Regions from separate parts of the Homo sapiens genome. Here region 1 is linked to region 2. Evidence: read pairs that join two places in POLR2A ChIA-PET (ENCODE). Cell type or tissue: Panc1. All regions are shown on one strand. Each heading gives the region's core, and the rest is flanking DNA. Links, peaks and the distances in the headings are about the cores only.

Evidence for each region. Peaks named below come from ENCODE experiments on the same cell type or tissue, not always from the same donor. Only the 100,000 strongest peaks of a DNase experiment are listed, where the experiment ranks them.
Region 1: POLR2A ChIA-PET joins it to region 2 with 5 read pairs; 5 of 35 experiments call an interaction of 5 or more read pairs at or near these places.

Annotation. Positions count from the first base shown.
Region 1 is chr2:61,158,332-61,163,716 of GRCh38, forward strand. C2orf74 (chromosome 2 open reading frame 74) reads left to right here and starts at 3,857. Exons shown (of 5, transcript NM_001143959.4): 1 at 3,857-3,989; 2 at 4,085-4,278; 3 at 4,511-4,624; 4 at 4,721-4,901. The coding sequence starts at 4,184. All of the region lies in intron 1 of C2orf74-AS1 (C2orf74 antisense RNA 1), which reads right to left. In Panc1, for the core only: no CTCF peak of the experiment used is centred there; no DNase peak of the experiment used is centred there.
Region 2 is chr2:61,896,629-61,902,013 of GRCh38, forward strand. It overlaps a transcript of COMMD1 not described here. Among named protein-coding and RNA genes, the nearest start is that of COMMD1, 6.4 kb to the right of the region's middle. In Panc1, for the core only: no CTCF peak of the experiment used is centred there; a DNase peak (open chromatin) is centred at 2,377.

The DNA of each region.
Region 1 (5,385 bases), core at 177-5,176, 740 kb before region 2:
GGGGTAGGAGGTGAGAAATTACAAAGACTATGAAAGACCCTGTCACTTCCCAGCATGCCTGGGACTGGAGCTGGATAGGGCAAGGGGTTGGGATATACATAAGTGACAAGGTGTTTTCTATATCAAGTGAGAACTCAGAAAAAGCACGATTGGAAGTGTCACTGAAACACCAGGGGTTCTGTCTAGGTCTTGCTGCTGGCTGCTCAGAAAGCCAATCACTGAGACAACGAGTATTGCCAGGGAAGAAGGCTTAGGCTTTAATCTGGTGGTGCAGCTGAGGTGAACAGGAGATGAAGGCTCAAATCTGTCTCCCCAGTTGATTAAGATTGAGGGATTTACATAGTGGGGAAGGCGGAAAATCAGGAAGTAGGGAGGGGTAAGGAAGCAGTCAGGATGGGGAGTCTGGTGTCTCATTGTCTGGAGGTAGTGATCTGATGGGTTTCAGTTCCTTGCCTGAAGGTCAGTTTCCTGAGGAAGAAACTCTGATGAGATAGTTTCAAGTTTTAAGACCAGGGGAGAGTCCATTTCTGTGTTTATTCAGCAAACTATACATATTAGTTTTATGGGACAATTGGGCTGATTTCAAAAGGAAGCCCAATGGATGGTGATTGCATAATGGAAGAGAATCCAAGAACCAAGTTTTTTTTTGTTGTTTGTTTGTTTGTTTGTTTGTTTGTTTGTTTTGAGACGGGGTCTCACTCTGTCGCCAGGCTGGAGTGCAGTGGTGCAATCTCAGCTCACTGCAACCTCCACCTCCTGGGTTCAAGCAGTTCTCCTGCCTCAGCCTCCCAAGTAGCTGGGACTACAGATGCGTGCCACCACACCCGGCTAATTTTTTGTATTTTTAGTAGAGATGGGGTTTCACCATGTTAGCCAGGATGGCCTCAATCTCCTGACCTTGTGATCCTCCTGCCTTGGCCTCCCAAAGTGCTGAGATTACAGGCGTGAGCCACCACACCCAGCCTTTTTTTTTTTCTTTTTTCAAGATGGAGTCTCGCTCTGTTGCCTAGGCTGGAGTGCAGTGGCACGATCTCAGCTCACTGCAACCTCTGCCTTCCCAGTTCAAGCAATTCTCCTGCCTCAGCCTCCCAGGTAGCTGGGATTACAGGTATGCACCACCACGCTGGCTAATTTTTGTATTTTTAGTTGAGACGGGGTTTCGCCATGATGGCCAGGCTGGTCTCAAACTCCTGACCTCAAATGATGCGCCCACCTTGGCCTCCCAAAGTGCTGGGATTACAGGCATGAGCCGCCACACCAGGCCAAGAACTAAGTCTTAAAAGGATTGAGAGGTGGGACAGGTAAAGGGCTGAGGTAGGGGTAGAACATTCACAGTGGGGAAACAAATTGAACAAAGGGTGGAGATTGAAATAAAATCTGTATGTGCTGGTGGTTTTGGTTTTGCAATGCCTGCTGTATACCTGGCCACTTTACAGACAAATTCCCTTTTCTTTGTTCCATAAATAATTTTTAAAACTGTGATAAAATATACATAACATAAAATTTACCATTTTAACCATTTTTAAGTGTGCAGTTCAGTGGTATTAAGTATGTTCACATTATTGTGCTACCATCACCACTGTCTGCCTCCAGAACTTTTTCATAATTCTAAATTGAAACTCTACAGCCATTAAACACTGATTTCCCATTTCTTCCTCCCTGCAGTACCTGCTAACCATGATTCTGCTTTCTGTGTCTATGAATTTGACTATTTCAGGTACCTCATATAAGTGGAATCATACAACATGTGACCTATTGTGTCTGGCTTACTTTACTTAGCATAATGCCTTCAAAATTCTTCCAAGTTGTAACATGTATCAGAATGTCATTCCTTTTTTTTTTTTGAGATGAAGTCCTGCTCTTGTTCTCCAGGCTGGAGAGTGCTATGGTGCAATTTTGGCTGACTGCGACCTCCGCCTCCTGGGTTCAAGCAATTCTCCTGCCTTGGCCCCCCAAGTAGCTGGGATTACGGGCACCTGCCCCCACGCCTGGCTAATTTTTGTATTTTTAGTAGAGATGGGGTTTCACCATGTTGGCCAGGCTGGTCTAGAACTCCCCTCAGGTGATCCACCCGCCTCAGCCTCCCAAAGTGCTGGGATTAAATAGGCATGAGCCACTGCGCCCAGCCCGGAATTTCATTCCTTTTAAAGCTGAATAGTATTCCACTGAGTGTATATACCACTTTTTTTTTTTTTCAGATGGAGTCCTACTCTGTCACCCAGGCTGGAGTGCAATGGCACGATCTTGGCTCACTGTAACCTCTGCCTCCCAGGTTCAAGCGATTTTCCTGCCTCAGCCTCCCAAGTAGCTAGGATTACAGGTGTCCGCCACCACGCCCAGCTAGTTTTTGTATTTTTAGTAGAGACCAGGCTGGTCTTGAACTCCTGACCTCAGGTGATCCACCCGCCTCAGCCTCCCAAAGTGCTGGCATTACAGGCGTGAGCCACCATGCCCAGCCACCACATTTTATCTATCCATCCTTCGATGGACATTTTGGGTTTTTCTACCTTTTGGTATTTTGAGTAATTCTGCCATGAGCAAGGGTGTACAAATATCTGTTTGAATCCCTGCTTGCAATTCTTTGTGTATACACCCAGAAATGGAATTACTGCATCATATAGTAATTCTTTACTTAATTTTCTGAGGAACTGCTATACTGTTTTCTACAGTGACTGTACCATTTTACATTCCCACCAACAGTGCACAAGGTTCCAATTTCTCCATATCCTCACCAATACTTTTTTTTCTTTCTAAAATAATAACCCCCCTATTGGGTATGAGGTGGTAACACACTGTGGTTTTGATTTGCACTTCCCTAATGATTAGTGTTGTTGAACATTTTTTTCATGTGCTTATTGATCATTTGTATATCTTCTTTGGAGAAATGTCTTGAAATCCTTTGCCTGTTTCAAAATTGGGTTTGTTGTTGTTGAGTTGTAGGAGTTCTTCATATATTCTGGATATCAGTCCATTAACAGATTATGTGATTTACAAATATTTTCTCACCATTGAATATGATGATAGTTGTAGGATTCTCACATATGGCTTTTATTATGTTGAGGTAGTTTACTTCTATTTCTCATTTGTTGAGTGGTTTTAGCATGAAAGTGTGTTAAATTTTGTCAAGTGCTTTTTCTGCATCAGTAGAGATGATAATATGTTTATTTTTAACCTTCATTCTGTTAATGTGATGTTTTACGTTGGTTGGTTTTTGTGTACTAAACTATCTTTGCATTCCAGGAATAAGTCCCACTTGGTCATGGTGTGTAATCCTTTTAATATGTTGCTGAATTTGGTATCCTAGTACTTTGTTGAAGACTTGTGCATCAATATTCATAAAGGATATTGGTCTATAGCTTTCTTTTTTTGTAGTGGCTTTGGTATCAGGGTAATGCCAGCTCCATAGAATGACTAGTAAGTGTTCCCTCTTCAATTTTTGAAAGGTTTGAGAAAGATTGGTGTTAGTTCTTTGTTAAATGTTTGGTAGAATTCCACAGTGAAGCCTTGAGCTCAGGGCTATAGAGAGGGATTTCATAAGAAGGAAGTATACCAATTGTTCATGGTCTGTGAAAGAAGCAATAAAAGAAACAGGCTCAGATTAGGAAAGGAAAGGTGATGTTTGGAGAGTAGGGAGAAAATCCTTGCTCAAAGAATGGTCAAGACAGTTTCAAATGGCCTCTAACCTGGACCTCTCAGAAGAGGGGGACGAACAGGCAACAGCCTCGTGGTTCTCCAGCCTCCAGGTGATGGACTGGGTTGGACTGGCTCTCTGGTCTCTCTAACTCAAGGGCTCCATGATTCTATGATGTCACTGACGAGAGAAGAATGGGGAGCTGGGCTCAGCTCCAGCTGTTCCGATTCCTCTCTCCTCTGGGTCCTGATAGTTTTTGGGGTGAGGGAGGTGAGCTGCGTGATCACACATGTCCCAGCTCAGTCTCCCCTCTGGCCACCTCAGCCCCCACCACAGTTATGGAGAGAAATTAGCCAGTGTGAGTCAACTCTGCAACAAGCAGAGCATCTTTCATGAAGCTGAACTGACCAAAAGAACAACAAAGAAAACAGCTTTTTATTCCTCTGTTTCTAGAAAACTTAAAGAACAAGAGAACTGCATTCAAATTGAGCTGGAAAAGAATATTTGGACAGTCTGTGATTGTGAGAGTGGATGAGTCTTCTAGCTAAACCTATGAGCTTTGAAACCACAGCAATCACTTTCTTCATCATCCTTCTAATTTGCCTCATTTGCATCCTCCTCTTATTGGTGGTTTTTTTATATAAATGGTATAAATCCATGCTGATAATTGGGATCAGATTTCAAGTCACATTAGCAAATGTGTATAGAAATAATGTAAAACAATTTAAAACAGAACAAGTAATGATACCATAATTATCTACTTTTCCATTTCAGCATTTTAGAAATGCTGATATCCTGTTTAAACGTGAAGTTTCTATACCACACCTTAAAATCAGGGCCATTCTTCCTTTTCTGAATTTGTGGCTTGTTTGTTTTCAGTTTCCAAGGCAGGAAAGGTAAAGAGACAAAGAAAGTGCCTTGTACAGATGCAAACGGAGGTGTAGACTGTGCAGCTGCCAAAGTGGTGACAAGCAATCCAGAGGACCATGAAAGGCGAGTGTGGTGCAGGATGTGGCAGAGGCCATTTTGTGTTTGATAGTGGGGATGAGGATGCATGAATGTTTAAAACTCTACCGATTAATTTTCTAGGATCTTAATGCAAGTCATGAACTTGAATGTGCCGATGAGGCCTGGCATTCTTGTCCAGAGACAGAGTAAGGAAGTGTTGGCCACACCCTTAGAAAACAGAAGGGACATGGAGGCAGAAGAGGAGAACCAAATAAATGAGAAGCAAGAGCCTGAGAATGCTGGAGAAACTGGTCAAGAAGAGGTGATGTGTTTTTCTACTCTCAAAGAGCAGTTTAGAATTTGTTTGATTGAAAATAAGGTACATTCCTCAGCTAGGTATAATAATAGGAGATGGAGGACCGGGCGGGTGGCTCACGCCTGTAATCCCAGCATTTTGGGAGGCCAAGGAGGGCGGATCACGAGGGCACATCGAGACCAGCCTGGCCAACATGGTGAAACCCCGTCTCTACTAAAAATACAAAAATTAGCTGGGCGTGGTGGCACCCGCCTGTAATCCCAGCTACTTGGGAGGCTGAGGCAGGAGAATCGCTTGAACCCGGGAGTCAGAGGTTGCAGTGAGCCAAGATCGCCACTGCACTCCAGCCTGGTGACAGAGGGAGACTCCATCTCAAAAAAAAATAATAATAATAATAAATAATAATAATAATAGGAGATGGAGTTGCATATAACTTAGGTTTGTAAGTAGAATGAGTCCAATGCCCACAGTCATTTAAGCCATTCTGGTT
Region 2 (5,385 bases), core at 209-5,208:
CTTCAGGGACTCCTGAAGTAGTTGAGAACACACCACCCCAAATAAGCTACTCTGGTTCTTATTGATTATTTTGAGTTAAAAGCACCTAAAAAACAGCAGATGCATAAAGGGTACTCTGACTTGACTTTTTCTTCCTGAAAGCAGAAGCAGAAGATAAAACTCACATATGAAAGGTGTTCTTTTTCCTTTTCTTTTTTTTTTTTTTTTGTTTTTTTTAGACAGTCTTGCTCTGTCGCCCAGGCTGGAGTGCAGTGGCACCATCTTGATCTCGGCTCACTGCAACCTCCGCCTCCCAGGTTCAAGTGATTCTCATGGTTCAGCCTCCCGAGTAGCTGGGATTACAGGTGCCCGCCACCACATCTGGCTAATGTTTGTGTTTTTAGTAGAGATGGGGTTTCACCATATTGGCCAGGCTGGTCTCGAACTCCTGACCTCAAGCAATCCACCCACCTCAGCCTCCCAAAGTGTTGGGATTACAGGCGTGAGCCACTGTGCCCACCTAGAGGATATTCTTAACACCAGAAATAGGGAATCAAGGCCATAAAAAATCTGTATTAAAAAACCTTGTTAAATGAATTCTTATCTTCCTGGTCACTTCTCCATGATTAACTACCCTAGACCAAGTCCATATTTTCACAATTTACTACTCTTTGTCCCACTTAGCATATAATCATATGGCTCAAACTGCTTCTTTGGGTCATTTCCTTATGAAGGCTCCTGTGTCATGTAAAACTTATATTAAACAAATTTGTATGCTTTTCTCTTGTTAAGTTGTGTTTTGTTACAGAGCTCCAGCCAAGAACCCTAAGATGGGAAGGGGAAAGATTTTTCCTTCTCTACACTTCCCAATGGTTAAGTATAAAAATTGGCATTACTTGGGAGGCCGAGGTGGGTGGATCACCTGAGTTCAGGAGTTTGACACCAGCCTGGCCAACATGATGAAATCCCGTCTGTACTAAAAATACAAAAAATTAGCTGGGCGTGGTGGTGCATGCCTGTAATCCCAGTTACTCAGGAGGCTGAGGCAGGAGAATCGCGTGAACCCAGGAGGCGGAGGTTGCAGTGAACCAAGATTGCGCCACTAGACTCCAGCCTGGGCAACAAGAGCAAAACTCTGTCTTTAAAAAAAATATATATATATTGGCCATTACATGTAAACTCTTTATCCCTATGTCCTAGGCCCTGTCTGTTTTTTCAGATTTATTACCCTAGGCTCCTGGTTCCATTCTTGCTATACTATTTACAGAGGACTCAACACCTCACTCTGTTTCATGCCTCCATATATAGGGACGAGTTATTTCATCTGCAGCATATTCTGATATTCACCATTAAGCCTCTCCTGACCTACTCCAGCTGAATTAATGGAATCTTCTTCTACCAGCAAACCTGATAGCTACTTTTAGGTACTAAGTAATAACAACTCAGTCCATTGTATTTTAATAATTTATTTACATGTAATTTTCCCTTACCAGAATGTAAGATTTTAAGGCAGAGACAGTCATTCATTTCTGTATCTCCTGGAGCCAAGAAGAATGGATTGCAAATGCTCTCAACTAATACCTGTTGCTGGGGCATGGTGGCTTACACCTGTAATCACAGCAGTTTGGGAGGTCAAGGTGGGAGGATCACTTGACCTCAGGAGGTGGAGACCAGACTGGGCAACATGGTGGGACTCTGTCTCTAAAACAAGTTTAAAAATCAGCTAGACGGGCTGGCACACATCTGTAGTCCCATCTATGCGGGAGGTTGAGGCAGAAGGATAGCTTGAGCCAGGGAGGTTGGGTTTGCAGTAAGCTGGGATCACGCCACTGCACTGCAGCCTGGATGACAGAGTGAGACCCTGTCTCAAGAAAATAAAATCTGTTGAGTGGCCAGTTGAGCGAAGGGTGAATGTTAATAACAGCAGAATTGGAGAAAGTAGAATGGAGACAGAGGGCAGGTAGAGCTCATTGTAAAACTTTGGGGCCCTTGGGTTTGCACACATTTCAGTTCACGTTTTATATAATATTTTAATGTTTTCAGAGGTGGAAAACCTCATTAAAAAAACACCTATTACTTGCCTGGGACCAGTTGCTTAATGGAACTTAGGATGAAAACCTATTTGGCCACAATAGAAAGGAAACCTGTTTACAAGGAGGGCTTAGTTAGGTATTTATAATTTCCCTTTGCATCAAGGCTTCAGGGTCTTTTTCTTACCGTTTCCTTGCCTTAGACAATTCTTTTAATAGGCCTATACCCAGCTTTGTTATCTACAAAATAGGTTGTTTTGAGAGTTAATAAAATAAAACTTTGTACTTGGATCCTTTTGCTTGAAAGCCATTCTAAAAATGCAGCTGCTACCAAGTTTCAACAGTTACATTGGCAATAGCAGCCCCTGGTGGCACAGGAATTTATGTTATTGCTCACTCTGATATTTTGGAACGTGCTGTAGGCTCAGGCAGGCAGTAATATGTCCAGTGATATGTGGCAGAATATGCTATCCCAAAATATGCCACTTTGGCATAAGGATTATTTTGAGCTAAAGACACATTAAAAAAAATAGGTGCAAGAAGGGACTCTGATTCTTCCCCTTTTCTTCTTTAAAGCAGGAGATAAAACCCCCATATGGAAGATGTCCTCCCTTTACCAGAAGGAAGGCAACATTCTTATTGTCAAGGATGGGAAGTTGAGACTGAGAAAATTCTGTACAAACAGACCTTGTTAAAATAATTTTTATCTTCCTTTAGCCTCCCCACATAGTTTAGTTACTTTTCTGCCATTGCCTGTCTTTGTTCATCCTAATATAAAAGCATTTAAGTGTTCCCACTTTTGTGGGTCTTCATTTACTTATGAGGGCTTCCATGTCATACATTATATTAAATAATATAAACTTATATTAAATAAGTCTGTATGTCTTTCTCCTGTTAACCTGTCTTAATGTTAAGTTTAATTCTCGAGTCCAGCCAAAAAACCCTAAGAGGGCAGAGGTAAAATTTTGCCTCTTCTACACATACATTTGAGTAGGAGTTAAATAATGATAGCAATGTTTTTGGTTGTTCTTGTTGTTTTGTTTGTTTGTTTTTTTGAGGCAGAGTCTTGCTCTGTCGCCCAGGCTGGAGTACAGTGGCGTGATCCCAGCTCACTGCAACCTCAACCTCCCTGGCTCAAGCTATGCTGCCTCAGCCTCCTGCATAGTTGGGACTACAGACGTGTGCCACCCCACCCAGCTAATTTTTGTATTTTTAGTAGAGACAGGGTTTTACTGTGTTGGCTAGGCTGGTCTTGAACTTCTGATCTCAAGTGATCCGCCCACCTTGGTTTCCCAAAGTGCTGGGATCACAGGTGTGAGCCACCGCGCCCAGCCTGTATTTTCACTTGCTTCTAAAAGAGTAATGTATTTCTTGTGAAGGTTAATTAGAGCTGGGAGTACTCAGGAGTTCTTAGTCATGTTAAAAGAAAAACCAAACTCTGTAAAATTTTTTAGATATTTATTCAGGGCCAATGTGACTGATCACAGCCTGGGAAAGACACAAACCCAAGGAACTTTGAGTAAGTGGTCCTGAGGTGGTCAGATTACAATTTTATGCATTTCAGGGAGGCAGGAGTTACAGGCAAAGATGTAAGTCAACACATGGAAGGTGTACATTGGTTCGGTCCAAGAAGTCAGGATATGCTGAAGTGGGGACTTACAAGTTACAGGTGGATTCAGAGATTGTTTAATTTGCAATTGGTTAAAGTCATAAGGCTCTGTCTAAAACTTGGAGTCAGAAGAAAGAAATGTTGAAGATAAGGATGCTATGTCAGAGTTAGCCACAATATTTTGCGTCAAAATGACCTATTCAGCAAGACTGATGGCCTGCAGGCATGACTTAACTCTTGCCTTGCATGGCCTTAGGTCTTTCTATAATTTGGTATCTTATTGCCACAGAGTCTTATGATCCCTATTTTAACATTAATGCCAGTCAGTTGTGTCTAAACTCTAAAAGGGAGGAAGTAGAAGGATGAATGTCTGATCTCTTCCTGTTATGGGTGGAAACACAATTTTCAGGTTTCTCTGGGGTCCCCTTGGCCAAGAGGAGGTCTGTTCACTCAGTGGGAGGCTTAGGATTTTATTTTTAGTTTACAGTCAGGACCCATGGAAAACTAGGGGGTTTATAGAAAGACTTCTGAGGGATAAAGTAGCCAATAGATATTGTAGGCTACATTTGGTGGGTGTTTATATTTTGGGGAGAAAGTGTCTGAGGCTTTTATCAGATTCTGAAAGCATCTAGTAATATCAAAAAGTTTAAGATTCATATTCAGTGGACATGGAAAATAAAAATTTTAAATTAAAACACTTTTATTTTTATTTTTATTTTTGAGACAGTCTTACTCTGTCACCCAGGCTGGAGTGCAGTGGCGTGATCTCGGCTCACTGCAACCTCCACCTCCTGGGTTCAAGCAATTCTCTTGTCTCAGTCTCCTGAGTAGCTGGGATTACAGGCACCTGCCACCGCACCCAGCTAATTTTTGTATCTTTAGTAGAGACAGGGTTTCACCATGTTGGCCATGCTGGTCTTGAACTCCTGACCTCAGGTGATCTGCCTGCCTCGGCCTCCCAAAATGCTGGAATTACAGGTGTGAGCCACTGCGCACGACCAAAACACATTTTTTTAAAAAAAGCAAGGTTCATGGCTTTTCTCTGCAATGTAGAATACACATGTCCTTTAAAGCTTTCATTGAAAGATTTTTATTGCTGGGGGCAGTGGCTCATGCCTGTAATCCCAGCACTTTGGGAGGCCGAGGTGGGTGGATCACCTGAGGCCAGGAGTTCAAGACCAGCCTGGCCAAGATGGTGAAACCTTATCTCCACTAAAAATACAAAAATTAGGTCAGCGTGGTGGTGTGCATATGTAATCCCAGTTACTAGGGAGGCTGACACATGAAAATTGCTTGAATCCAGGAGGTGGAAGTTGCAGTGAGTAGAGATCCTGCCATTGTACTCCAGCCTGGGCAACAGAGTGACACTCTGTCCCCCCACAAAAAATAATTTTATTTTAGGACCTACTACTTATTTAATTTTTTCATTAAATAACTTTTTATTACAACAGTATTACATGTACACTGTAGATATTTAGAAAAATCAGATAAGCAGAAAGCCATCCTCAGTTACTAAGAGATGTACACTATAACTATGTTGGTGAATAAACTTCCAGACTTTTTCTACGTAGGTTGATAGATTTGACTCTATTTTATTTTATTTATTGAGACGGAATCTTGCTCTGTCACCAGGCTGGAGTACAGTGGCATGATTTTGGCTCACTGCAACCTCTGCCTCCTGGGTTCAAGCGATTCTCCTGCCTCAGCCTCCCAAGTAGCTGGACTACAGGCACGCGCCATCACGCCCAGCTAATTTTTGTATTTTTA